7 separate regions of the Homo sapiens genome follow, and all the other regions are linked to region 4. A link is a loop called in an ENCODE intact Hi-C map of the cell type or tissue named here. Cell type or tissue: PC-9. All regions are shown on one strand.

Region 1 (4,000 bases), 220 kb after region 4:
ATATTAGTGGAACAATTCATGAAATGTGGGTGAGGTCTGAAGATTAAAATATTGTATCACAGTTAATTTTCTGGTTTTGATCATTGTACATGATTATGCAAGATGTTAACATTTGCAAAAGCTGGCTGAAAAGTATACTAAAAATCTTTGTGCTGTTTTTGCAACTTTGGGTAAGACAAATTATTTCAAGATGAATATTTCTAAAATAGAAAAATTAAATAATGGCACATTCACACAGTGATTATGCAGCCATTTAAAAGGTTTGTAATTATTCTGAATGACACTGGAAAATGTTCACTACATAGCATTATTGGGAGAAAAAAAACAAAAGCCAGTTCACACACTGAAAACTAAAGCCCAGAATGAATCCACTAAAATCTTGAGAGGACATTTCTAAGTAGAAGATTACAGATGCTATGTTCTTAATTAATTTTTTAGTTTCATATTTCCCAATTTTTTCTACCATGAGCATTCACCACTTTTAAAATTGGGGGGAGGATGTTATTTTTAAACACACATCATGATTTTGCATCAAAAAAATTCATTTAGACATATTTCTTCTCCTTGGTTTTAATAAAGAACATTTTTTCAATGCTTTGAGTTTTCAAAACTATGATTTTGATAAGCCAACAATGAGCCTTAGCTTAAGTGAGTTTCTTAATTTGGCATCAGTAACCAAAAATGCTTAATGGTTTCCCTAACTACTTGGAAATGAATTCTTGGCACTATGTCTTCTTAAGTTCTGTGGGTCTCATGTTGAAACAGTTGCTTCATTTCCACTAAATAATTGGAACTATTCCCTGGGTCATCAGAGAAGCTCAAACCTATGCGCATCTGAATCTCAGTCAACAACAGAAGGAAGAGGAACCTAATAATTTCTCCTCAGCCTGTCACAAATCAAGAGAAGAATGCATTTGTGCTGAAGACCGGGAAATTAAAAAGAAAGCAGATTTTGCTGGGAGGCAAGTCAAGGTGGCCACCAGGAATCTTAGACCCCTCGGCTTCAGATGACCATCTTCTGAGTAATCAGGATGTTTAGCAAGGCATACTTGAGGGGGCGTAAAGCATGGCTCCTATCTCAAAATACCTCCTCTGTGAGGTAATGTACGTGACACTGCTGTGCACTTGTGTCTGTTCCTTCCATCCAGGCACTGGCCAAAAAAGCTGTATTTGCTTGGCTCTGGAAGAATTTTTAATTCCAAAATTTATCGCCCCCACTCCTACCATCAAAGTGCAATGTGTCATCTACCAACATTTCACTAAGCAAGTAATTCTAGAACAGAACTGGTTGCAGGCCCACCAGAGGACAAACAATGTGGGGAGCTGGATTCAGAAAGCACTACAGATGGGCACCTTGAAAAGAGAGGTGCAGGACTCCTGCAGCAAGTTCTGCCAAGCCATGGTCCTCTCTGGTGCCATCCTCCTTAGGCGTTCACCACTACCTGCTTGCCAGCATCAGCCTGCCTTCTCAGGGTTATGAGTACATCCCCTCCTCCATGCCATAAGCATTCCCCTAACCCCATGCTGACAAGCTCAATGCCAGGCCCCAGTTCATCTTTCCAGACTTCCAGCTCCCTGCCTCAAAGCCCAATTCCAGCCACAGTTCGGAGCTTTGTACATTGTTGCATCCTTACTTAGCTTTCAACCGCAACTGTATCCCTGCCATCTCTACTTCAATGTTATCTCTGCAGGCCAAACATAACCCACCAGCTGCCAAGGCATGCAGTACCACGCTCAGCCCATCGCTACCCGCCTGGACCCTTGTGGCCTCACCACTTGCCTCCTGAGCCTTCTGTGCCCCTCCCCTGGCCCACCTCCACCATCTGCCTTCTACACTCTGCCTGTCAGGGGCCCAGTCTCCCCACTAGTTTATACCATCTCCCATGTTCTATTTTTATTTGTGCTTGCCCTTGTTCCAGAAAAGACAAGACAACACATACTATAGTCCTACCATGTTTTCTCAGGTGGGCTTCTTAACCCATGTGGCTTCTCATTCTATTTGCCCTATGAAGCACAGGGAATCAAAGACAGCGTTTCTCTGTGACATCAATTCTCGCGCCATCTAAGACAGGTCAACAGTAATGGCAGAGGCCTTCCTCGTAGCAAAGGGAAAACAATAGCAAACCACTGATGTTGAACTACCAGCCAGAAGCCAAGTGAGATATTAAGACAGCAAAGCCACCAGCACCAGGACAGGAGCTCATACCTCTTACCAGATAGATGCTGCTCTCCCACTCCCCCTGCTGGACACCGAGGTCCTGGGGCGATGCTTCCAAAGTCCACAGTCCCCAAATGATCAGACACCCATGTTTGCCCCAAGAGGTGTAGACTAAACGTTAAAGAGAAGCCACACTTGCTAATCTCATATTTAATTATCTTCAATGCCAAATTAGAGAAATGGAGTACCCCTCAGTGGAAAAAGGTAGGTGCTACTTGTTAGGCAGACTGGCTGTGAGCCCCCATTCTGTCACAATCTAGTTAGGGTATTAGGAAAGTTGTTCCAAGTGTCCCTGGGCCTTAGTTTCCCCACCTGTAAAGCACAGGTGACACTACCCTCCCCATATGGTTGATATGAAGATTAAATGAGATAAATTGCAGGCATCCAATTGTTATTGTCCACACCGATTGGCAACTAAGCTCTTGGCACACAATCTCTTGGCACCCCAGTGGCTTCATCTATGTAATTCCAATAATACCTGCTCAGCCTACCTGTGAGACTTGGCTGGGGCAGATGAGAGAACAGATGTTTGTCAAAGCACTCTGTAAATCATTAAGTGCTATGCTAATTCATCAATGACAACAACACCTGTCTGGCACTTTGAAGAGACACAGATGACAATGGTAGTTTTGATCTTTGTGGAGATTTGGAAATTTGTGGATGAAATAAGCATGCATGAGAATAACTGTACTTCAAATAGGAGATTGACTGCCATATTAGTAATAAAGAAAAATAATAATAGGAATGAAAAGAAAAGAAAATTTGATTTGCCTGAGGCAGAGGGTCGAGCAAGAATCACAGATGACCTCATGAGTGTCTCATGCTGCAGCAGGTCATAAAGACAAGTAAGATTGCTGTCAGCAGAGATGAGGAGAGGGCCTCCCAGACCCAAGAAAGAGTGAGGGCCACGATGCAGAGGAATGATGGTTCTGGGGATATGAAGAACTCCAGCTTGACCGCACCCTGCGATGAGGTGCCACAGTGGAGAATGGGGTTATGAGGACAGGTTGGGACACCATAGCGTTCTGTGAGATTGAACATGACAGCCAGGCAGTGCAGAGCCATCTAAGCTTTGTGAACAGCATGTCTGAGGAAGTTTACCAAAGACAATGTGAAGGCTGGCATGAGATGGGGAGAACAGGGGCAAATACAGGAAGGAATCATGATTGCCAAAGAGAGATGGGGGCCTGAAGTGATTCAGGATGCACAGGGGAAAGAAGAGATCAAAGGAAGGGACAAATATAAATGGAAGGTATTACGACCATAGTGCTCATGACAAAGAACCACATTTATCACTCAGTTCCACATGTACCAAAGGAAAATATCAGAAAGATGTCATGAGCTCAAATTAATAGTGATCTTTGGTAATTTACAAAAGGATAGAAGCAGTAAGATGAAGTAACACAAAGCACGTCTCTTACAGACTTCTAGAATTAACAGGGAAAGTAGGAGATGTGGTGCAATTACTTATCATCTGGGTAGGTGAATTTCAGGGGAAGAAAATCTCAGCAATATGCATTTAATCAACATATACTTTGATATCTGCTTTTGCCTAAGAAGTTCAGTAATGTCTTACAAATTGTGTTATGTTTCAGCATATCAAGTTCTGCTTGTAGCTCACTCACAATCATCCAGCACAATGGGGAATTTATCTTGCTGGTATTTCCAGGGAGACTGGGAAACAGCCAGTACAGATCAAACCTTTTCACATCATCACACTATTCACTCTACTGGTTAGAGATAACAAAGACAAACACAATAGGGAATGGTCAATTTATAGCA
Region 2 (4,000 bases), 110 kb after region 4:
AATCATTCATTCTTTGAGTTTTGTTTGTTTTTAAGCTTTTAATAAAATTATATTCCCACTCAAACGTAATAACAATGGTTCTCACCAGTTAGAATTGAGATTTACCACTGGCCACACTATCTTAATTAGGCTATGACCTCTTGTTGGAGCAGGAGTTGCAGGCAAGCCTTCAAAAAGGCCATGCTGCACCACCTGGGCTTTCTCAAGAAACTCTGCTCGGGAGGAGAGGACCTGGCAATCTGGATATGCAAATGCAGAGCAAAGCGTGACTCAAGGGCATCAGTGCAGCTTCCCAGAGGTGCCCAAGCAGAGCAGGGGTGCCATGTTGAGGATGAGTGCATGCTGTTATTTCAGCATACAAGTCAGTTCGGGTCGCATCACATCCATGTCCCTCTCTCACCCTCACACACACAGCAAGTGCACTTGCTCCATGTATCAGCCTTCTTTCTCTTGCCCACAGCTGTCCTGCAGAAGTTGATATATTGACCCACATTCCAGAATCCTGAGGAAGCCTAGCCCAACTTCTTGAAAGCCAGCACCAAAATACTCTTATTTGTATATTAAATGAGAGAATCAAAATTCCAGTATGCTTTGTCTGATGAAAAAGATGCAGGGAAGTGAAGCTCCATGTAAACAATTACCCAAGTTCAGAAAGGCATGATTTGGCCAAGCAGATATGAATCATTATAAAAGCAAGACTTCTAGTTTTACTTGAAGAGTTAAAGATGTGTGTTTATTTCCTCCAAACCTACTTAAAGGACATTACAAAAACAAATTTTAAGAAAAAATAACACTAAGCAGCCAAGGCAGTCTGCCTGTAGGACTCCAGCCACCAGAGTGGGCAGAGTGCAATACCAGCAAAAAACAGGATTAGGGGATAGGGTCAAACTGGAATGAGGAAACATGTCCACACACATCCACACCAATATTGCCCATGTTGTCAACCTTTTGGAGGCTCAGCTTCAGAATGCTTGGAAGGCAAGTTTCTGTCCTTTAGGCAAGAGATTAGACAACTCCCCTCAGGGGAAACTAAATATCAAAGGGAAACCTGCCTTTGCACATTTAAAGTTCTTCCAATGGAAAAAAATGGGAGACCTGCCAGATCACCCTTCAGAGAAGCCCAGCAGCTAATGAAATCCCCCTAAATAAGGCTTCCAATCAACATTTTAGTGCCTCTCCCTTAAAAATAAGTGACCAGTGCTGGGTGGGGTGGCACAAGCTGGTAATCCCAGCTACTAGGGAGGCTGAGGTGGGAACATTCCTTGAGCCCAGGAGTTTGAGTCCAGCCTGGGCAACAAAGTGAGACTCCCATCTGTAAAAAATAACTAAAAAACAAAAATAAATAAGTGGCCAAGATATTTGTGAAAAGCAACTCTCTTGAAGGAAACTAACAGAAATAAGAAATTCAGAAGAAATAAACAAGGAGATAAAAAAATGTTTTCAGGTAATATTAATGTCCTCAGAGAGATAGAAGATATATTCATGAAACAAGACATCATTTTTAAAAAGAGAGCTCTTGGGAATTCTAAATGTGATAGCAGAGATTAAAAGCTCAATGAAAGGGTTAAATAATAAACTTGAGGAAATCTCACAGGAAGTATAAGATAGAGACAAAGAGATTGAAAAGGGAAAGAAGATTTTTTTAAAAACAGGATCCATCCAGGAAGGCCAATACCCAGAAGGAGAGAATAAAGAAAACAGAATGAGAGAAAGAGAGAGAAATATAATCCTGATACACAATGCAGCTCAAATGTAGTTAGGGCTGACATAATTTAGCACATCATAGAATGTCGAGGTCTCAGCCAACAGTGGCAAAACCAGAAAACCAACAAAATTTACAATGCAGAGTCCTCAACAGGCTCAGGAACTGGCAGTTTCAGATAGTGCTTCTGAAACTGAAGGTTACGGTGAAAGAAACCAATCTAGGATGGGCTGGGTAAAAGCTGTGTGAGAAGCAATCAGAGCCTTCATTCCCCTCTCTGCTCCACATCACTGAGTATGTCCTCTTCCCCTCCCCCATACAAGATGGCAGGTTTATTCTTTGAAGGAATCCTTCCTGACCGGAGGTCAATTGGCACAGCGGTTGATTTGAGAACAGTAACACAAACCATAAAATGGTGAGACCCGCAGCCCTTCTTCCCCAGCTCTGTTTCCCCAATTGGCCATCAGAACAGTGACAGCATACTTGTAACCTTGGCAGGAGATTAGAAAGGTTTCTTTCTGAGGAATCTGACCAGTCCATGAAAAAAGGTCAGAAAATACTGAAGCAAAAAAGTTTCCTAAAACAAACAGTGCTTCCAGCTCACCCTACAGTGAAGCTCAAAGTCAACAAGCCTTGCCTGCAAGTTGAGAGCATCCAATCCACTTTTTAGTCCTCTAATCCTGAACAAACATCCAAGGGTGCCAGATGTCTAAGGAAAGCCCAGGGCAAGAAAACTGGAGAACAAAACAAATAGATAAAAGCAATTCGGAGGAAATAAAATACACAGTGACTAAAACTTTAAAAGTATCATGAATACCCTCAGGGAAATAAGAGACAATGACATACCTTTGAAACAAGAGTAGGAAACTATAAAAAGGAACCTAGGACCAGAAAATAGAATTGAGGCATTCTAGAAAGGTGAGTAAAATGACAGAGGGGAAAACAAAAACAAGAAAATGAAGATATTAGAGAACCAATCCAGGGGTCTGAATATCTGATTAACAAGAGTTTCCAAACAAGGGAGAAGAAAGCCAACGAGAGGAAATCGTCAGTAAAATTATTCAAGCAAATTTCTCAGAAGTGAAAGACTTAAGTTTCCAGATTTCCTGAAGGGGCCACTGAGGGCCCAGAATAATCCAGGCAGATTATTGTGAAATTTCACAACACTGGGGACTAAGGGAAGATCCTTTTTAACCTGATTACTGGAGGATGTTCTCCCCCAAAATAAGAGAGTAAACCAAAAAAGAAGAGATGAGGAATCCAACTTGGGAGAAAAATCTAGAGAATTCCAAGGTCCACAGTGAAGGAAAGACTCAAGATAGATGACAGCTCTGCAACAGCCTGGAGAGCATTCAACTCAGAAGAGGAAAGGGATCGGGGGTGGGGTGGGGAGTGGGCTATCCTAAGAGAAAAAAAGAAAGTGATAAACCATCCAATGTTGGTGTCTATTAGAAGGTGCGTCTGCTAGAAGAGGTACAAAGAAAATTAGGCAAATAGGAAAAAAGGCAACAATTTCAGGAAAAACTAGAAAAGGCAACCATAGTTCACAGTGCTCAACTGGAAATTGTATTTGCATAAAAAGTTAGGTAAATACAGAAGTTTAATCAAAAATTGTATTATCTTGGGAGGGTGGGGCATGGGAACAATAAGGAAGGATAGTATAAGAGTTGGATGTTCATCTATCATAACAGATGATTATGTCTAAAAGTCACCATTGCAAACAGTATATCTAGGCATATCATTTAGAAGTACTGAGATGTATATGCAAGAAGAAATGGCTAAAAGAATCAAAAGTAGTTGCCTCTAGGAAGAAGCAACGAAAGAGTGTGAAGAGTGATACAGGGAACCATTGTAATTTCTTTAATACTATTTAACAATACTTTTATTTTTATTTATTTATTTATTATTTTTATAGAAACAGGGTCTTGCCATCTTGCCCAGGCTGGTCTCAAACTCCTGGGCTCAAACAAGTCTCCTGCCTCAGCCTCCCGAAGTGTTGGGGTTACAGGCATGAGCCACTATGCCTGGCTTAACTTTTTCAAAAACTAAAATTAAAAAAAAAAAATTCTTTTAGAGACAAAGTCTCACTGTGTTGCCCAGGCTGAAGTACAGTGGAGTGATCACAGCTCACTGCAGCCTTGAACTCCTCGGCTCAAGCAATCCTTTTGCCTCAGCCTCCCAAGTAGCTAGGACTGCAGGCATGAGCCACCAAGCCCAGCTAATATATTTTTTATTTTTAGGGATGAGATCTCACTATGTTGCCCAGGTTGGTCACAAACTCCTGGCCTCAAGCAATCC
Region 3 (4,000 bases), 300 kb after region 4:
GGTCTAACCACAGGGCCTGTTGAGCCCTGCCCTGGTGACCAAGAGCATTTTCTGACATGAACAGAGTTAGGCCATCTTGCCCGTATGAGCAGAGTTCTTCAGATGTCCCTTAGGATTCTAGGTTTCATACCTTCCCTGCCACTCCCCCACTACCAAATCCCCTTACCCTATAGCCTAGCAATGCAGAGTTGTCCAATATAGAACCTCTGTTAAACATAGCATCACCCAGGAAAATGGGATGAGTGGTTGCAGTCAGTACCACAGTTCTGCAGAATCAACTTGCTTACCTTAGTACATTGCCTGTCTACGTGTTTAGCAGAGCTAAAAGCAGGAATGGACTGTTAAACTACCATCCTTTTGTGCTCAAGTGCCATGAAGAGAAGCAAACCTGGAGTTGAAAGTTTTCAAAGAGGGCTTCCAAGTGAGGAACTTGGGCATGTGAATCTTTAATTATGACTATAAAAGAAATTGTGATTGGAAATAGAATTTTTATGCTAGTGGTTATGATTTCATTGAAAATAGGAAATCTTATTTAAGAACTCTGGTCACAAAACCTCCCCAGATAGTGACGTAAATAAGACCCAGTGTAACAACTGTGGCATTGACATGTCAGTTCATGTAGATTGAGTCACAATTTGATTTCGAGAATGGCCATATCCCATTTTGTCTTACTCCATGGTGTTCCTGAGCACTTGGATACAAATAGATTCTGTTTCCTAAAAGTAGCCAAATCTTTGTAGTTCAAGTGAATATTCCAGACTAAAATATGTGTCTTTTTGAAGGTCCTTAAGCCTTACATACTTAATTGTGTAATTTGGCAAATATTTGCTGTTGTGTTGTGTCAAGTCCTGTGATAGAGACAGTTCCTACCTTTCTGGAGCTTTCACAGTGTGACTCATTTCAGTACGTAAGTCGGAGCCAGTTTTAATAGAATGTTCTCTGGTTGACTTCTGTTGTAAGGAATAATTTCATTTCATGTCTGGGTCAATATGTGAAAGATTAAATTATTAGGGCAAACTGAAAAAAAAAATCTAGTTTTACCCCCCCACCACCACATTCCCAAAATAATTTAGCATGGTTTATAACAAATATCAAGCAACAATAATTAGAAGCAGATAAAAGCTCAGCAAGTAGAGGGCAAGAATAAAAAACCTAACTGTTAGATCTCATGCTGTAGGCTCCAGCCAAGTTGTCTCTGAGCTTCCTAAGAGCAAAGAGCCAACTGGCAAGTTAGTAATCAGGCAATTGCCATAATTTTCTAATGGAGGAGGGGAGTGGTCATGTGCATTCTAAGCTCTTTAAAGCCGAGGAGTAAGCTTTCTTTCCTTCATGATCTCAAGTACTCTACTTTGAAGAAAGGAATGGAACAGAAGGTGTCTGCATAACTAAATGGGGATCTAGAGAAAGTGGAGACTGCCTCTGGAGCAGGGAGGTGAGTGGACCAGATCACTGTGGGCCTGGGCCTACTCAGCTGATTTTCAAGCTAAAACCAGGGGTAACTTTTCCTCTTGAGACGAAAGCCATGCTCACATTCTGTGAACAGCCAGAGATGTGTTCGAAAGGCTTACTTTTATTTTGTACTAGAAAAGATTGTCTTTCCAAAATTTACCTCGTATTCATAAACTGGAAAGTTCTGATGGCAATATTTTGTTACAAAATTGTCATTAATCACAATCCAGGATTATGCCACCATGACTAGAAGGCCCCCTAATGGAGTTTATCTGCACTGCAAGGGGCCAGTTGTCTCAGAATCATCCTCCGTTGACATCTCCATCTCCAGGACAGCTCCACACTAATCTGTTTCAAAGACAAAATCCAGTCTAATCAGTTTGATGTATGTTTCTGGGAATAGAGCCGAATGTTGTAGCTGATGGAATGGAGTCTCATACCATTGATTTTGCAGCTGGACAAGTGCCCTGCCATGTTACTGCCACTCTTTAAGGCAGAATAGAGCACATTGTATCATTTATAGGCCTCTCACAGTGAGAAATATGTGGAACTTTGGAAATCAGAATCTAAAACTGCAGTCCAATGGGGTAGCCACTATTCACATGTGCTATTGAGTACCTAAAATGTGGCTAGACCAAGTTGACATGTGCTGAAGGGTGAAAAACACCAGGAGTGAAGAATTAACTTGAAAAAAATGTAAACTATCTCAATTTTATATTGATTACAAATTAAATGATGTTTTGAATATATTGAGTTAAATGAAATACATTTTTTAATGATACATGATGCGTATTATATTTCTGTTGGACAGTACTGGTCTAAAACAGTTGATTCACTATCCAGTAGAGAGAAAGGTATTGCTGTTTTACCATATGTGACCTTCAGGGAAAAGAAGAATAAAATTAGCACTTGAAAATGGAAAAACTTACAGATAAGCAGCTATTATTTGAAGGGCAGAAGGTGCAGGGGTACTCAGCACTACTTAGAAGATTTGACATAAATTCTATACTCAAGTTGCTAGTACTTCTGGAGATTTTAAATGAAAGACTTCAGAGTGTATTTAGTAAACACTCTGCTATGCCCACTCTACAAGCATCTGTGTGTTCATTAATCAAGAGCAGGCCAGGTGCAGTGGTTCTCACAGTGGCTCCCACCCAGCACTTTGGGAGGCCAAGGCGGGTAGATTGCTTGAACTCAGGAGTTTCAGACCAGCCTGGGCAACATGGCAAGACCCCATCTCTAAATAAACGTAAAAAAAAAAATTTTTTTTTTTTTTTTTTTGAGATGGAGTCTTGCTCTGTCACCCAGGCTGGAGTGCAGTGGTGGTCTCGGCTCACTGCAACCTCCACCTCCTGGGTCCAAGCAATTTTCCTGCCTCAGCCTCCCGGTAGCTGGGATTACAGACGTGTGCCACCATGTCTGGCTAATTTTTGTACTTTTAGTAGAGACAGGATTTCACCATGTTGGCCAGGCTAGTCTCAAACTCCTGATCTCAAGTGATCCACCCACCTCGGCCTCCCAAAGTGCTGGGATTACAGGTTTGAGCCACCATGCCTGACCCCAAATTTTTTTAGTTAAGAGCAAAAGGACTTGGTATGCTACATCTCATCAAAATGCAACTTCCTTAATGAAGAACCATATAAAGGATAGTTCTAGTTTCTTTTTTTTTTTTTTTTTTTTGAGACGGAGTCTCGCTCTGTCACCCAGGCTGGAGTGCAGGGGCACGATCTCGGCTCACTGCAAGCTCCGCCTCCTGGGTTCACGCCATTCTCCTGCCTCAGCCTCCCAAGTAGCTGGGACTACAGGCGCCCACCTCCACGCCCGGCTAATTTTTTCTGTTTTTAGTAGAGATGGGGTTTCAACGTGTTAGCCAGGATGGTCTCGATCTCCTGACCTCATGATCCACCCGCCTGGGCCTCCCAAAGTGCTGGGATTACAGGCGTGAGCCACCGTGCCCGGCCAGTTCTAGTTTCTTGATCCCTGATCTTAGTGTGTGTGTGTGTGTGTGTGTGTGTGTGTGTATACTAAAGTGTCTTTCAGGGTTTTGGTTTTTTGATTTTTTTTTTTTTTAATGGAAGGGGAGAGATTGTGGGAAGTGGCACCATAAATCTTACCTTGTATAAAGCACTCTTTTAAAAAATTACCTTATGTTAAGCAAAATGTTCCATAAAACTCTCCTTTTCCTGTCTTCACTGTGTGCTTTAAAAAACAGGTCTGTGTAAATTCTCTTGTAGTTTTGTTGCTACTAATAATGACATTTTGTCTTTTTGTGTTTAACAGTAATTGAATTCTTCCCTTAGTTTTCACATTTCTCTTAAGTAGTTGTTCTTAATAGTGACTGGGGATGGTGGGGAAAATGTGTCCCCCTCAGGGTGGACAAACTGGGAAAAGAACCAAAATCCCACACCCAATGAATTGAGACCAAACATCATTGACCACACTCCACCTCTCTAATTTTAACATTGACCAGAATATTCTAATTTTATTTATTTATTTATTTATTTATTTAATCTTTTTAGAGATGATAGGGTCTCACTCTGTTCCCTAGCCT
Region 4 (4,000 bases):
AGCTGTGCACTGCACAAAGGTGCTGTTCAAAGGGAGTGCTACTCACATCATAGACATCTTCGCTGCTTTGAAATATGTTTTTCTTTGTTGTCTCCAAAGGTGGGCAGTCTGTATGTTTATTACAATAATTTTTAAACAGATAGCAATAAGATATCTTGCTTTAACAAAATTACTATATTATGATAGATGAGTGTAAAGTGTCTTTCTGATGGGGTAGGTTCAGATTGTTATTCAACTTACAAATGATTAGCAGCATGGTACATTAACATCATATTATTTTTATTGTGCTTTAGTTTACTTGTGCTTCCAAACACATAGGAGTTGACTGATAATCATGATTGGTGAGCATATTAAAAAAATGTCCATCCCCTTTGTATTAGAGCACTGCTAAATTTACTCTCCATCTTACAATTTATGTCACCTGATACTTGTTACTTTACCTAGATGGTATTATTAAGCTTTCAGCTTACATCTATAGTAGTTTACTATACTATACTATACTATACTGTACTGTACTGTACTATACTATACTATACTGTACTATACTATATATAGTAAGATGAATCATTGAAAAATAATTGATAATTTTCCATTAATAATCCATTAAGTGTTACAAGGATAATTTTTAGAGATTATATTAGTGATATAGTGTGATATAGTATGATGTTTCAAGGTAACTTTACTCAAAGGCACCTTTTTCTAATCTGGACAAAGCCATTTTACGAGCTATCAGTGGCTCTTGTAACCACCAAGAGCCTTAAACCAGGCTGTCTTGATGGCATATATGTGGGGATGTCCTGTTCTTTACCCCCATCCCATCCCCTTCCTTCCAGCTCCGTTAAGGCAGGATTGGGAGCAGGGGTCCAACCTCATGTAGGACCCAAAAGTAGTCCTATAAAATCTCCAAAAGCGGTCACAAAAGTCTGGGCACGTCGTGTGCTTTTACTATTTTTTAGGGCAACTGTCCACGAGGTTCATTGCATCTGTGCCTCTGAAAAGAGCAAAAGTCATTGTTTTAGTTTGCAGCAGTGGTTCTCAAACTTTATCATGTATTAGAATCATCTGGAGGACTTGTTAATACACAGATCCTGAACCTGCCCTCAGGATTTCTATTTCAGTAGGCCTGGAGCAGAGCTTAAGAATCTGCATTTCTAATGAGTTGCCTGGGGATGCTGTTGCTGCTGCCCCAGGGAAGATATCTGGAGAACCACTGCTTTAGAATGTCAGCCGTGGCTGGGCATAGTGGCTCATGCCTGTAATCCCAGCACTTTGGGAGGTCAAGACCAGTGCATCTCTTGAGGTCAGGAGTTCAAGACCAGCCTGGCCAACACGGTGAAACCCTTGTCTCTACTAAAAATATAAAAATCAGCTGAGTGTGGTGATGCACGCTTACAATCCCAGTTACTTGGGAGGCTGAAGTAAGAGGATCGCTTGAACCCAGGAGGAGGAGGTTGCCGTCGGCCAAGATCGCGCTACTGCACTCCAGCCTGCGTGATAGAGCAAGACCCTGCCTCAAAAAAAAAAAAAGAAAAAAAAGTGTCAGCCATGGCTATGATCAGTGCAGGCCCACATGGGGCAGAACCCTGGGGATACACTGGGTTTCTAACCTCTTTACCAGCAGAGGGCAAGTCCACGTTTATTCCAACCTGTGTCAACAGTCTCTTCCAGCACAAGGTGGCAGCACCGGCATACAAATCTCTATATAAACAGGGGGCCCGTAAACTTTAAATTCAATCACAAAAGCAAGATGGGAAAGCCACGTGAACTGCATTTATTCTATAAATTGGATGGTAATCTAAACCTGACAAATGATCAAAATGTTTCTCTGTTAAGAACACATATCCATGCAAATCAGGTTTCAAGTATGAGTAAAACTAGACTGCATGGCAGACAGGAAGAGGAGCTGGATGCTGTGCGGCCTCTCTCCTTTAGCCTGGCACCCCAGGTGGGATTTCATACTTCTCTGTCTGGTGATTCAGAAATGTTCTTCTGTGGAAAGTCCTAGGCTGGATGCAGCAAAATTACCCGACGTGCTTATTAAAAATGCAGATTCCCTCTCTCATAGCCCATTCTGATTAAGTAGGTATACGATTAGGTACAGGCAGTTATCTTCTTCTTTTTTTTTTTTTTTTCTTTTTTTGAGACGGAGTCTCGCTCTATCACCCAGGCCGGAGTGCAGTGGTGCGATCTCAGCTCACTGCAACCTCCACCTTTCAAGTTCAAGCGATTCTCTTGCTTCAGCCTCCTGAGTAGCTGGGATTACAGGTTCACGCCACCCCACCCAGCTAATTTTTGTATTTTTAGTAGAGACGAGGTTTCACCATGTTAGCCAGGCTGGTCTCGAACTCCTGATCTCAAGTGATCTGCCCAACTTGGCCTCCCAAAGTGCTGGGATTACAGGCGTGAGCCACCACACCGGCCGCAGTTATCTTAACAGGTGTTCCAGCTGATTCTGAGGCACAGCCCTGTTGTGGCTACCTGCATCTGTATGTTTAATAAACATAACACCAGCGCTTAGCTATGAATATTTGGCTGTCTCTGCCTTTCACATAGTGGTTCTTTCTAGGTTCTGAACTCGCAAAGCAGTTAAATGCAGAAAGAGCTACACTCTCCCATATGGTAGCTGCCGGCCACATGTGGCTACTGGACACTTGAAATATTGCTGTTCTGCACTGAGATGTGCTGTCAGTGTTAAATAACACCAGATTCCGCAGACTCCATAAGGGAAAAATAATGTAAAATATTTTATTCCTAGCTTTTTATACTAATTACATGTTGAAATGATTTTTTAAATATATTACGTTAAATAAAAGATATTCTTAAAATTAATTTCACCTGCTTCTTTTCATGTTTTTAATGTGACTACTAAAAATATTAAATTATATATGTGGCTCACAATATATTTCTATTAGACAGCATTGGTTAGAGGATGTAAATAGCTTTGGCAAGAATGGAGGGGAAAGTGGAAATCGGAGAAGCAGAGCCTAACAGGGCTCAAGGGAAGAATTCTTGACCGCATGGAATTCTAAGCGCATTCCTCCACCCGGGCCTCACATCCTGGCAGCCAGGCCTGGAAGAGAAACGTCCTTGAGCCTGCAGCCGCTGCAGTGCTTTAATAACAGTTTATCCATGGGAGAGTTCCAACTTGAGCACATGCTGGCTGTGAACACCCACTCTCCAAATAGGTTGAGTTCTGAGACAGACTGGATGTTAGTCACTTGCCGGCTCTCAGAGGGCATTTCACATAGGAAAAAAACGTGGTTCCTGCAGACGGTTGCTGGTATGTGGAGTCCCCCCGCCCGCCGCGGGGCTTACTGAACCTGTGCAGTAGGTGAAATCTCTACTTTTACAACAAAGGAAAGCTTGATGGTTCATTGTTAAACAAAACCATATTTGTTTGTTTGTTGTCAATTTATACATAAGAATAAGAAAGAGTATGTTAAAGCAGCTTCTCTGCAGTACTAGTACTGTGCTCCAAGAAAGGCAGGTTTATACTTAGCTGTGGTCCTCAGTGGAGTCCCCAGACCTGCAATATCTGGGAACAGCTAAGAAATTCAAATTCTCAGGCTCCAGTGCAGACTTAAGAGATCAGAAACTCTATCTAGGGGTGGAGTTAGCAATCTGGACTGTGACCAGCCCTCCAGGTGATTGTGAGAATGCATCCTAAGACAGAGAACCACAGAGCCACAGAAAGAAGAGGCCCTGTGAAGGGAGACCCGAGGGTATGGAGAGTTGTTGGCTCCAGCTTGGGCGCACTCGTTCTCTCTTTCTGTTTCTTTCTTCCCTCTTCCCTTCTGTTCTCTTTTCCCCTTCCGCCTCCTCTTCCTCCCCCTCCTCCTCCTCTTCCTCCTCCCCCTCCTCCTCCTCCTTCTTCTTCTTCTTCTCTCTCTCTCTCCCTTTCTCCCTCCCTCCCTCCCTCCCTCCCTCCTCTCTCTCCTGTCTGCTGTCATTGGGAAGCTGTGTGGTCAGCCAGTCAAAAAGCAGATTTCAGAGTCAGGAG
Region 5 (4,000 bases), 490 kb after region 4:
TTGAGCTTGTATCCCACAACCTGGCTAAACTCCCTTATAAATTCCAGTAGCCATTTTGTATATTCTTTTGGGATTTCCTATGTTACAGATTCTCATCTATAAATAGCAACAGTTTTATTTCTTCATTTAAAATCTCTGTCTTTTCTTTTTCTTTCCTTATTGCCCTGTCTATGACCTCTGGTAAGGTGATAGCAGTGGTAAGAGTAGACAATTTTCACTTATTCTTGAGCTTAGGGGAAAGCACTTAGTCTTTCACCATTCTCTTGGCCATGTGAGAATTCAATGAGAAGACAGCCATCTGCAAAGAAGGAAGAGTGCCTTTGCCAGACACCAGATCTGCTGGGACCTTGATCTTGGACTTCTCGGACTCCAGACTGTGAAAACTAAATGTCTATTGTTTAAGCTACTCAATCTGTATTCTGTCACAGCAGACTGTATTAGTCCATTTTCACACTGCTAATAAAGACATACCTGAGACTGGAAAGAAAAAGAGGTTTAATGGACTTACAGTTCCGTGTGGCTGGGGAGGCCTCACAATCATGGTGGACGGCAAGGAGCAAGTCACGTCTTACATGGATGGTACCAGGCAAAAAGACAGCTTGTGCAGGGAAACTCCCCCTTATAATACCATCAGATCTCATGAGACCTACTTGCTATCACAAGAACAGCATGAGAAAGACCTGTCCCCATGATTCAATTACCTCCCACTGGGTCCCTCCCACAACACATGGGAATTGAAGATGAGATTGATTTGGGTGGGGACACACCAAACGATATCACAGACCAAACTAAGACAACCATTAAGAATGATGTCAGCCATAGGATTTTCATAAATGTCCTTTGTTAAGTTGAGGATATTTTCTTACAGTTTTTATCATGAAAGAATATTGAATTTTGTTGTGCTTTTTCTGCATCTATTGGGATGATCCTATAATTTTTCTTCTTTTATCTATTGACATAATGAATTACGTTAATTTAGATTTAAATATTGAGCCACCTTGCCTTCCTAGAATTAATCCCACTTAGTTATGATGCATTATCCTTTTTATTTATTGCTGCATCTAATTTGCTAATATTTTCTTGAGAATTTTGGGGTCTATGTTTATTTGGGATATTAGTCTGTAGTTTTTTTACGTGTAATTATTTTGTCTGGTTTCAATATTAAGGTAATGCTGGCTCATAAAATGAGCTTCCCATGCCAACCTTCCCAGTACAAATTAGACAGCTTTTAAATATCCACCCACTTAATTGGTGAACATTTAGAAACAAAAGACCTCTTCAGAGTGATTTTGTATATGAAAAGGAGTTTGCATTGACAAACCCTCCTTGGGATATGGATGCTAAAAAGTAAGCTAGACATTCTCATTGGGTGATTGGATCCAGAATATTAGCTCCTCAGCATAAAGAAAAACTCCTACACCTCAGCATGATGTATATTAGTTTATCTCATTGGTCCTTAATGGTTTGAGACTAGCCAAAAAAAAAACAAAAAAAAAAACATTAAATGTAATTGAGTCTGAGTCTATACAACTGCTACTCAAATTTTTATTTCAAAAAAAATTCAGCCGGTCATAGTGGTTCACACCTGTAATCCCAGCACTTTAGGAGGCCAAATCGGGAGAACTGCTTGAGCTCAGGAGTTTGAGATCAGCCTGAGCAACATAGTAAAACTTCATCTCTACAGAAATTTTAAAATTTAGCTGGACATGTGCCTGTGCATGTGCCTATAGTCCCAGCTACTGAGGAGGCTGAGGTAGGAGGATCGCATGAGCCCAGAAGATTGAGGCTGCAACACTATGATTGCACTACTGCACTCCAGCTTCGGCAACAGAGCAAGGCCCTATCTCGTTTAAAAAGAAAAGAAAAGAAAAAAAAATCTTGGGTATGAGCATAATTTATTTGATTAATGAATAAGCACTTTAAAAATTAAAGCAAGACTTTTGATTTTTAGTTCAGCTTTTCCTTGTACAGAATTCTTCTTGTTTCAGAATAGAAGAATCTCTGAAATAACATATATGTCATAGAGGCTAAAATTTAAATCTTTCACTCTTACTAGAAGTATTCAATTTGTCTTTGGGTTTTACAAGAGAAATGCCAGATGCTAACAAATATAAGTAATGGTTGTTGTTGGGCTTTTTGTTTAATGTGAATCCTCCAATTACCTTTAAAATCATGATGAAAGCTTAGAAGTTTCAAATTGCCAGCTTAAAACATTATATGTTAAATTATAATATTGTTGGCTATGCATATTCTTTTGCAGAAATATTTTTAGTTAGGCTTCAAAATATCCTCTAAATTTTTAAATAACTACAATTTTATACTCATGTCAGCTCTGTGTCTGTGTCGGTAAGAAAAAAATCTACATTACTTTTTTAAAATGTACATCATGCACCAAAAAGAGAGAGATTTCTGAATTCCATGCCTTCAGGTTAACTGATCAGGTTAGCTGTCCTACACTACAGTGACATCTACTGGCACAATCAGGACTGAGCACCCAGAAGTAATCAGAATGACAGGGCAGCCTTTCTTCTTCCTCTTTGATTATTGGCTGATAACAGGAGTTACATGAGTATGAATTTCCTAAGAACAGATATCATATTTTCTTGAGCTCTGTATCTCCAGTGTCTAATATTGTGATTGTTACATTAACGATTCCCCAGAAATCTGTTGGATAATTATAAGTGCAATTGCCTATGGCCTAACTTTTCAAACAGCACAGAATCTAAATTGAAACAATACTGTTAAAAGTGATTTAAATTAAAACAATAATAATAAAATGGTCTAAAACAAAGGTACTTTGTCTTTGTGATAAATCTCTTTTAAATTCTAATGATAAAAATAAGCTCCACTCATTATCCAGAAAATCACACACAATTTTATACACAACTTCATGAAGGTCCTGAATTCCATCTCTCAACTCAAGGTTAAGAACCTTGGATACAGGAGGTAGAAATATGTTTTAATACACTTTGAAATGCATAAAATCAATAAAACAATAATAAGAAACTACTATATACCTATTAGAATGGCTAAAATTCAAAATGTTAACATAACCAAATGCTGGTGAGGATTTGGTGGAGCAAAAGGAACTTTCATTCACTGCTGGGTAGGAATACAAAATGGTCCAGACACCTTGGAAGACAGTTTGGCAAGTCTTAAAAAATTTTAAACATCTTACTCTATGATGGAGCGATCATGCTCTTTGGTATTTACTCAAATGAGTTGAAAACTTATATCCACAGGAAACTCTGCAGACAAATGTTTATATCACCTTTATTCGTAATTGCCAATCCCCAAAAGAAACCATGGTATCCTTCAACAGGTGAATGAATACATAAACTGTGGCACATCCATATGATGAAACATTATTCAGCAATGACATGAAAAAAAAGCCATCAAGTCATGAAAATATACGGATGAACCTTACATGCATATTGCTAAGTGAAAGAAGCCAGTCCGAAAAGGCTATATACTGTATGATTCCAATGATATGACATTCTGGAAAAGGTAAAACAATGAAGACAGAAAATGGTCAGTAGTTGCCAGGGGTTTGAGGAGAGGGACAGATGATAACTTGGAGCACAAGGGATGTTTAGGGCAGTAAAACTATTCTGTATGATAGTAATGGTAGAGGCATGTCATACATTTGCTGGTAGACGTAGAACACAAAGAGTGAATCTTAATGTAAACTATGGACTTTGGTTAATAATAATGTGTCCATATCAGCTCATCAATTGTAATAAATGTACCGTGTAACAAATGAAAGATGTGAATAGTGGTGGAAATCATAAAGAAGGGGAAGGTGGGGAGTGGGCCTGGGAGGCTGCAAAGTGGGATATATAAGAACTCTCTGTACCTTCCAATCAATTTTCTGTAAACCTAAAACTGCTTTAAAACATAGTCCATACAAAAATTAGCCGGGGGTGGTGGTATGTTCCTGTAATCCCAGCTACTCCAGAAGCTGAGGCAGGAGAATCACTTGAACCCAGGAGGTGGAGGC
Region 6 (4,000 bases), 170 kb after region 4:
ATTAAAATGCCTTTAAGTATGGGCTCTTCATTCATATACTAAATATGAACTATGTGCCAGGCATTATTTCATATGACAGAATACAAACAAATAAGATAGTGATGCTGGTCAGGCTTGGTGGCTCATGCCTGTATTCCCTAAACTTTGGGAGCCTAAGGTGAGAACTCCTTGAACTCCTAAGGCCAGGAGTTCAAGACCAGCCTGGATAACATAGCAAGACCCCATCTCTACAAAAAACCAAAACCAAACAAACAAAAATGATAGTGGTGCTTCCCTCAGGATGCTTGTGGTCTAATGGGAGACAGAACAGCAAAGGGATGATTAGAAGTTGGTTGCTGTGAGCCAGGCACAGTGCTGATATAATCCCAGCGCTATGGGAGGCTGAGGTGGGTGGATCATTTGAGGCCAGGAGTTTAAGACCAGCCTGGTCAACATGGTAAAACCCCATCTCTACTTAAAAATACAAAAAAGTTAGCCAGGCATGGTGGCATACACCTGTAACCCAGCTACTCAGGAGGCTGAGGCACATGAATCACTTGAACCCAGGAGGCAGAGGTTGCTGTGCACCACTGCACTCCAGCCTGGGTGACAGAACGAGACCTTGACTCAAAAAAAAAAAAAAGAAGTTTGTTGCTATGGAAGGGTCCTACTCAGAGCAGGCACCCCAGTTAATCTCATTCACCCCACATTTCACATTTGAACATCATCCCATAGCCCAGAGCATCCCTCCACTGCAAAGGATTTATTCAACATTTAAACAATCCTTTTTACTTTCATTTTCCTTCAGGCAAAGAATCTAGATGCAATAACCACCCCTGACCCAACCACAAATGCCAGCCTGCTGACGAAGCTGCAGGCACAGAACCAGTGGCTGCAGGACATGACAACTCATCTCATTCTGCGCAGCTTTAAGGAGTTCCTGCAGTCCAGCCTGAGGGCTCTTCGGCAAATGTAGCATGGGCACCTCAGATTGTTGTTGTTAATGGGCATTCCTTCTTCTGGTCAGAAACCTGTCCACTGGGCACAGAACTTATGTTGTTCTCTATGGAGAACTAAAAGTATGAGCGTTAGGACACTATTTTAATTATTTTTAATTTATTAATATTTAAATATGTGAAGCTGAGTTAATTTATGTAAGTCATATTTATATTTTTAAGAAGTACCACTTGAAACATTTTATGTATTAGTTTTGAAATAATAATGGAAAGTGGCTATGCAGTTTGAATATCCTTTGTTTCAGAGCCAGATCATTTCTTGGAAAGTGTAGGCTTACCTCAAATAAATGGCTAACTTATACATATTTTTAAAGAAATATTTATATTGTATTTATATAATGTATAAATGGTTTTTATACCAATAAATGGCATTTTAAAAAATTCAGCAACTTTGAGTGTGTCACGTGAAGCTTAATATAAACAAGTTTCTTGTCACTGCCACCACCACGACCAAAAAAAGCTAATCAATCACTATATATAATACATATATATACTATATATAATAAATATATATACTATATATAATACATATATACACTATATATAATACATATATACTATATATACACATATATACTATATATACACATATATATTATGAATGTATATATATAGTATATATAGTATATATACTATGTATGTATATATATAGTATATATAGTATATATACTATGTATGTGTATATATAGTATATATAGTATATATAGTATATATACTATGTATGTATATATATAGTATATATAGTATATATACTGTGTATGTATATATATAGTATATATATACTATATATGCATACATAGTATATATGCATATATACTATATATACTATATATTTATATATACTATATACTATATATACTATATACTGTATATATACTATATATGTATGTATACGATATATATATATACTATATATGTACACACACACATATATATATACATATAAGCACCTACTACATGCCAGGCATCATTAAATGTGTTGCATCCATCACGTCATTTAACCCCAGCACTTGCACACTCCTTTCTGGTTGTGGAAGACTAAGTAATTTATCTAAGTCACCCAGCTGGAAGGTCAGGCAGGGACCCAGATTTGAAATCCAAGTCTACCTACCTACAGGTCCCCTACTCTTAACCTGTAGGTCCCACTGCCTACCCAGGAACTGAGGGATGATGTAGAAAATCCCAAAACATGTTAATATAGGGAATACCTATAAACATGCAATCAAAGTCTTTGGGACTATACAACCACTGTATAAAGCATAACAATGTACAAGCTTCCAAACAATAACTAGAAGTTCTGCCTCCCTCTTCTGGGTTCCTAAAGCACTGCACCTATCTACCTGTCAAAGCATCTACCACATTGTACCACACCTTAAAATCAATGGTTTTTTTCTTCTCAGCCAGCATGTGGATGCCTCAATAAAGCAGACTCCTTTCATGACCTAAAACTAATTTCAGGGGGGAAAAAAAGACGAGCTGGGCGCAGTGGCTCACGCCTATAATCCCAGCACTTTGGGAGGCTGAGGCGGGAGGATCACTTGAGGTCAGAAGACCAGCCTGGCCAACATGGCAAAACCCCGTCTCTACTAAAAATACAAAAATTAGCTGGGCGTGGTGGCGCACCTATAATCCCAGCTACTCAGGAAGCTGAGACATGATAATCGCTTGAGCCTGGGAGGTAGAGCCTGGGGCTGCACTCCATCCTGGGCAACAGAGGGAGATTCTGTCTCAAAAAATAATAATAATAATATAAATAAATAAATAATTTTTTTAAAAAAAGACTCTTTCCTATATTAATCTTTGCATCCTGTGCCCATGGCCCCAAACCTGACCAATGAAGGCCCCAGTAAATATTTTTTGAACAAAAGAAAATATAGATGATCAAAGATAAGAAAGATAAGAAGACACCTCAATTCTTGTAGGCATATAGTGGTAGGGGAAATCACTAATTCTGTGTGTTTATGTATCTTCATCTTCAGGAAAAATAGCAAGAATTAGAAAGAAACACTCAAAGGACTTCCAGAGAAGGCAATGAATAGCCAGTGCATGTACACCTACCTCCATTTCCTTTGCCACTGGCAATAATCTTCATCTGCCCTCTCCCCTCCCCGACCTAAAGTGGTAGTGAGAGAGGCAATCTGGACAACTTAACATGGCCTCGTTTATCCATCTCAACACGACACTGGGAATTTGGTGCAGATTTCCCCTTTCTAACCCCTGCAATATAAAAGTTCTGTCTCCTTATAAAGCTTTTCCCCATTCTACCCGCTACAGACTTCTTCCTCCAGGGGAGGAGTTCTTCTGGGTAAGGGAAAGTCCACAGAGGTCAAAAACCGAGAGGAGCTGAGCCAGAAAAGAGCCACATACTCTGATTTCTAGAAACCACGCATCACAAGTGGGCTTCCCAAAACTAGGGTCAAGTCAAAGAACAAAGAGAAATTGCGATCAACTGATGCTTTCATTCTTCAAACAAAAATGGGTTGAGTTTCATAGATAAGTCAGGGAAAGCTCCTGAGAAAGAGGTGAAAGGGTAGACATGATCCCTGCCCTCTTGTGTAGCACACTATGGAAGGGAAAATAGACATTAAATAAAGACTATAAATGTGATAAGGTTTCCAAAAAGAAATGTGGGCTGTGCTGAGAACCCATACTAGAGGCACGGATAATCTAAGTGAACCCTGGTTTGGCTGCTCACCACTCGAAAGCCAGACATGAGAGACAAGGTTGGTGGGAGGAAAAGCCAGTTCATCAGAAAGCCAGTAAACCAAGAAGATGGTGAGCTAGTATTTTAAAGTACCATCTTGAATTTTAAAATTTATCACAGTAGTTTTTAAAGAGAAACTTGGTATGGGAGATACGTGGGAGTGGTGCGTGGTGTAGGGTCTGTGTGTCTTGTTCTGATGGCTATCTCAGGTAACCGCCTGTCCGGAGGTCTGTTTGGGATCATCTTAACTTCAGCTAGATGATGGATTCATTGTTCATGATTCCTTCTAACCAGGAGGATT
Region 7 (4,000 bases), 620 kb after region 4:
TCCGCCTCCCAGGCTCAAGCGATTCTTATGCCTCAGTCTCCCGAGTAGCTGGGATTACGGGTGCCCGCCACCATGCCCTTGATAATTTTTGTATTTTTAGTAGAGACAGGGTTTTGCCATTTTGGCCATACCGGTCTCGAACTCGTGACCTAAGGTGATACTCCCGCTTCCGTCTTTCAAAGTGCTGGGATTACAGGCGTGAGCGACCGCGGCGGGCCTCATCTAACCTTTAAACCTTGTATTGCGTGATGGTTTCACGTCTGATCCCACTTCAGGGAAGACAGTCCTTTTATTTCCTCCACAATTAATCTAGTGAAATATTTCAGACCGAAAATTAGGACTCATGTCTGATGAATGTGAGTGTAAACAAAATTTGGCAGACAAATTGTATTTAGCTCCCAGAAACAAATGAATGTTTCTGGAATTATAAGTATGAAGACCAAAAGCAATGTAAAAAAAAAAAAAAAAAAAAAAAAGGAGGAAGTGAGTTTCTTCAGTTGTATCATCCCCCAGTGAATTTGGAACTTTAGAAGAAGAAGATACCATTAACTTCTACTTGAGGGATCTGGTCTAGCAATCTCCACTTTTTTTTTTTTTTTTTTTAGGGTAGTTTAGAGTTGCAGGATGAACTTTCACAACTGGGCATGTGTGTCATTCTAACTTTTAATATAATTAATGGCTTATCTCTTTATTCAGTCAGAAACAAGATGAATTACCTTAATCTTGGCCCCAACTAGGAAGTGATGAGTAAATGAGATTGCTAAAATGATTTTAAAAAACAAAACAAAACCAATATATAAAGAGAGGAGAGAATCTTTTTGGCTCATTTTGATATTTATGAAATATTGGAAAGCTGGTAGAGGAACTACATGCATTCTGTACACATGTAAATACCATGTATAATCTCTCTGTGAAAATAGGTGTGTAGGTGTTTGCCCAGAGAAAAGACTGCGTCAAATAGACTTAAGCATCTGTACAAAAACAGAGGGTAGAATGTAATCTTTCATATTCGAGAAACTTTAATTCAATGTCCATTTTTCAGCCTTTACTACAGTATAGGGCCTGGTGGGGGAGCAAAGAATGATAAAAACCCAAGTTTTTATCCTGAAGGAGTTTATGATTTATGATGCATGCCTTCTGTCAACTTTTAACTATCAAGCAGTTGTTCATTTAATAAGCTTTGTCAGCTGAATTTAGTAATATATCACTATTTTTCTATATTATTTTCTTCTCAATCTCAAACAAAAATGCAATTGGCCACTATGTGATTTGTTGATATTACAACCTAACTACTGTATATAAATAAAAAATGAAGAGATTGTCATTTAAAATGAGTTTAAATGTAGTGCTTGTTGAATCTTTCTATATTGTCTAGACATACTAAGATATAATGAAGATTTTTGAGATTTTAAAGAACAGTTGCTGGGCACAGTAGCTCATGCCTATAATTCCAGCACTTTGGGAGGCTGAGGCAGGTGGATCTCTTGAGCCCAGGAGTTTGAGACCAACCCCGGGCAATATGGCAAGACCTTATCTCTACAAAAAGTACAAAAATTAGCCAGACATGGTGGTTTGCGCCTGTGGTCCCAGCTACTCAGGAGGCTGAGGTGGGAGGATCGATTGAGCTTAGGAGGTTGAGGTTACAGTGAGCCAAGATCATGCCACTGTACTCCACCCTGGGCAAAAGAGTGAGACCCTATCTCAATTAAAAAGAAAATAGAAAGAAAAGTTGCTAGTAAAATTATTTTGTTTTATTGTTTATTTTAGGTAATAATAGACGTGGATGGAATACAACTAGCCAGAGATATTCCAATGTCATCCAGCCATCCAGTTTCTCCAAATCCACACCATGGGGGGGCAGCAGAGATCAAGAAAAGCCATATTTCAGTTCTTTTGATTCTGGAGCTTCAACTAACAGGAAGGAAGGCTTTGGATTGTCTGAGAACCCATTTGCTTCACTTAGTCCTGATGAGCAGAAAGATGAAAAGAAACTTCTGTAAGTGAAAGTTTTCAGGAAAATTACTATCCATTTGCTTATGTTTTTTCACCTACAATCTTTGTTGTTTCTCTTTTTTTGTAACATCTTTTCACAATACAATATTTTCTTTAAAAAAAGAAATAATGCATTATTTTTAAATCAGAGTAGCAAAAAGAAGAAAAATCACCCACAATTCTATCACTCATAGATAGCCACTCTTTTGCTGTGTATTACCCTAGATTTTATTTCACTTAAAAATATATCATCTTTCTATAATAGTAGAGTGCCTTCCTAGGGGTAATTACGCTTTTTCCACTTTGTGTTGATAACACTATATTGTGAATATCTTTCTAAGATTAGTCCTGCTTAAGTTCATTCTAACTTACAAGTCCTTTACAAAGTATGATGTAATTTAGAACAACTTGTGAACTTGGAGGTCATTTTACCATCTCATTTATTTATTTATTTATTTATTTTGAGACGGAGTCTTGCTCTGTTGCCCAGGCTAGAGTGCAGTGGTACAATCTCGGCTCGCTGCAGCCTCCGCCTTCTGGGCTCAAGCCATTCTTCTGCCTCAGCCTCCCAAGTAGCTGGGATTACAGGCTCCTGCCACCAAGCCAGCTAATTTTTTGTGTTTTTAGTAGAGATAGGGTTTTACCATGTTGGCCAGGCTGGTCTTGAACTCTTGACCTCAAGTGATCTGCCTGCCTCAGCCTCCCAAAGTGCTGGGATTATAGGCATAAGCCACCATACCCAGCCACATATCTTATTTCTTTCTAAAACTTTTACTTGGATTATCCTATTCAAACTGATCTCATTTGATTTCCTACATTTATTATGGAGTAGATACATGACATTTCTTGAGAATATTTATGGTAAAATTTATGGCTGGTGTCAAAACAATGCTTGGCTATCTGTAATGTTCTCTCAACTCATGGTGACTAGGATGGAATTTAAATGTAATTGGTTAGTCTTTTACTTATCCTAATTAAATCAGAACCAGTTGTAGACATGTTGAGTCATATACCATATACAACCGATTTTTTTTTAAGTAAATGAGCAAACAAAACCTTCCTTTCTGCATTTGTTGCAATTCTAAATTTAATACAGTTTTCTCTGTGATAATTCTCCTTTTATTGACATAGTCTAAGTAGGGAGAAACTTTAATTTAGAGCCGAATCTACCCACGGCATTACCACAGATTAGTTGTATGGATGTGGGTCTGTTTCCCCTGTTGCAAAATGTGAGAATTAGATAAAATGATCTCTGAAGTCCTATAACCCACTTTTAAAATATTATGATTCTGTATCACGTAAGTGGTACTTTGTTCTTCCCAGTTAAATGATTATTGATGTTTGTGATAATTAACAAAGATTAAAGTTAGTATTTTAGATTTTAATTCCTAAAAAAAGTATGGTATCTATGATAGTATTTATGTAATTACTATCATAACCAATGTTACATATCATACCAATGATACCATATGATATGGTTACATATCATAACCAATGTTATGTATTAACATTGGTTAATGGGTCAGTGTATTGGAAAGCCAAACTCATTAACTTCTCTGACATTATAATACTATTTGTAACCATGAAATATAGTTCACACTTCTATAAACTTGTGCTTTAAAGAACACTCTTCAGAAAATATAATGGAAAAGTATTTACTAGAATTTAAATTTTCAGTTGTGGAAAACCATTAACAATAAATTTTACCAAGCAGCTAAGAAGATCCTTTACTCTTTTTTTTTTTTTCTTTTTTGCAGGGAAGGAATTGTAAAAGATATGGAGGTTTGGGAATCATCAGGGCAGTGGATGTTTTCTGTTTATTCACCAGTGAAAAAGAAACCTAATATTTCAGGTAACTGAAAAATTGTGCATTTTTAAAGTATGTTCTAAAACTATTATTTTCTAAAACCAAAAGAATGCCAAATAAAGAAATCAACTACCAACTTAGCTACAACTAGGAGAGTTTGGGCATTGTTTAAAGTATTCGAGTATTCTAGCCAAACTTCAT

What was found. Peaks named below come from ENCODE experiments on the same cell type or tissue, not always from the same donor. Only the 100,000 strongest peaks of a DNase experiment are listed, where the experiment ranks them.
Region 1: it touches region 4 in a loop (9-fold over the local background); 67 of 110 quality-filtered maps call a loop at or near these places.
Region 2: a loop joins it to region 4, with 7 times the contacts of the local background. A loop is called at or near these places in 15 of 110 quality-filtered maps.
Region 3: a loop joins it to region 4, with 7 times the contacts of the local background. A loop is called at or near these places in 35 of 110 quality-filtered maps.
Region 5: it touches region 4 in a loop (16-fold over the local background); 93 of 110 quality-filtered maps call a loop at or near these places.
Region 6: it touches region 4 in a loop (9-fold over the local background); 104 of 110 quality-filtered maps call a loop at or near these places.
Region 7: it touches region 4 in a loop (2.7-fold over the local background); 5 of 110 quality-filtered maps call a loop at or near these places.

Annotation. Positions count from the first base shown.
Region 1 is chr7:22,780,571-22,784,570 of GRCh38, forward strand. No RefSeq gene overlaps it. Among named protein-coding and RNA genes, the nearest start is that of TOMM7, 40 kb to the right of the region's middle. RefSeq lists an enhancer at 1,474-1,974. In PC-9, CTCF peaks have their summits at 2,253 (motif pointing left) and 2,454; a DNase peak (open chromatin) is centred at 2,231.
Region 2 is chr7:22,671,132-22,675,131 of GRCh38, forward strand. No RefSeq gene overlaps it. Among named protein-coding and RNA genes, the nearest start is that of IL6, 54 kb to the right of the region's middle. In PC-9, no CTCF peak of the experiment used is centred here; a DNase peak (open chromatin) is centred at 2,400; H3K27ac peaks cover 1,822 bases.
Region 3 is chr7:22,859,207-22,863,206 of GRCh38, forward strand. SNHG26 (small nucleolar RNA host gene 26) reads left to right here. Exons shown (of 5, transcript NR_146320.1): 4 at 1,341-1,432; 5 at 1,680-2,230. Among named protein-coding and RNA genes, the nearest start is that of SNORD93, 4.6 kb to the left of the region's middle. RefSeq lists an enhancer at 1-503. In PC-9, CTCF peaks have their summits at 1,754 and 1,953; no DNase peak of the experiment used is centred here; H3K27ac peaks cover 1,030 bases.
Region 4 is chr7:22,558,401-22,562,400 of GRCh38, forward strand. No RefSeq gene overlaps it. Among named protein-coding and RNA genes, the nearest start is that of STEAP1B-AS1, 2.9 kb to the right of the region's middle. In PC-9, CTCF peaks have their summits at 1,675 (motif pointing right), 1,883, 2,869 and 3,332; DNase peaks (open chromatin) are centred at 1,671, 3,101 and 3,621; H3K4me3 peaks cover 909 bases; H3K27ac peaks cover 2,176 bases.
Region 5 is chr7:23,053,317-23,057,316 of GRCh38, forward strand. No RefSeq gene overlaps it. Among named protein-coding and RNA genes, the nearest start is that of HYCC1, 41 kb to the left of the region's middle. In PC-9, CTCF peaks have their summits at 2,459 (motif pointing left) and 2,659; a DNase peak (open chromatin) is centred at 2,505.
Region 6 is chr7:22,730,619-22,734,618 of GRCh38, forward strand. IL6 (interleukin 6) reads left to right here. Exons shown (of 5, transcript NM_000600.5): 5 at 788-1,380. The coding sequence ends at 955. Among named protein-coding and RNA genes, the nearest start is that of IL6-AS1, 5.0 kb to the left of the region's middle. In PC-9, a CTCF peak has its summit at 2,296 (motif pointing left); DNase peaks (open chromatin) are centred at 883 and 2,313; H3K4me3 peaks cover 702 bases; H3K27ac peaks cover 1,067 bases.
Region 7 is chr7:23,183,303-23,187,302 of GRCh38, forward strand. NUP42 (nucleoporin 42) reads left to right here. Exons shown (of 7, transcript NM_007342.3): 2 at 1,768-1,996; 3 at 3,750-3,844. Among named protein-coding and RNA genes, the nearest start is that of NUP42, 3.3 kb to the left of the region's middle. In PC-9, a CTCF peak has its summit at 1,889; no DNase peak of the experiment used is centred here; H3K4me3 peaks cover 1,193 bases; H3K27ac peaks cover 390 bases.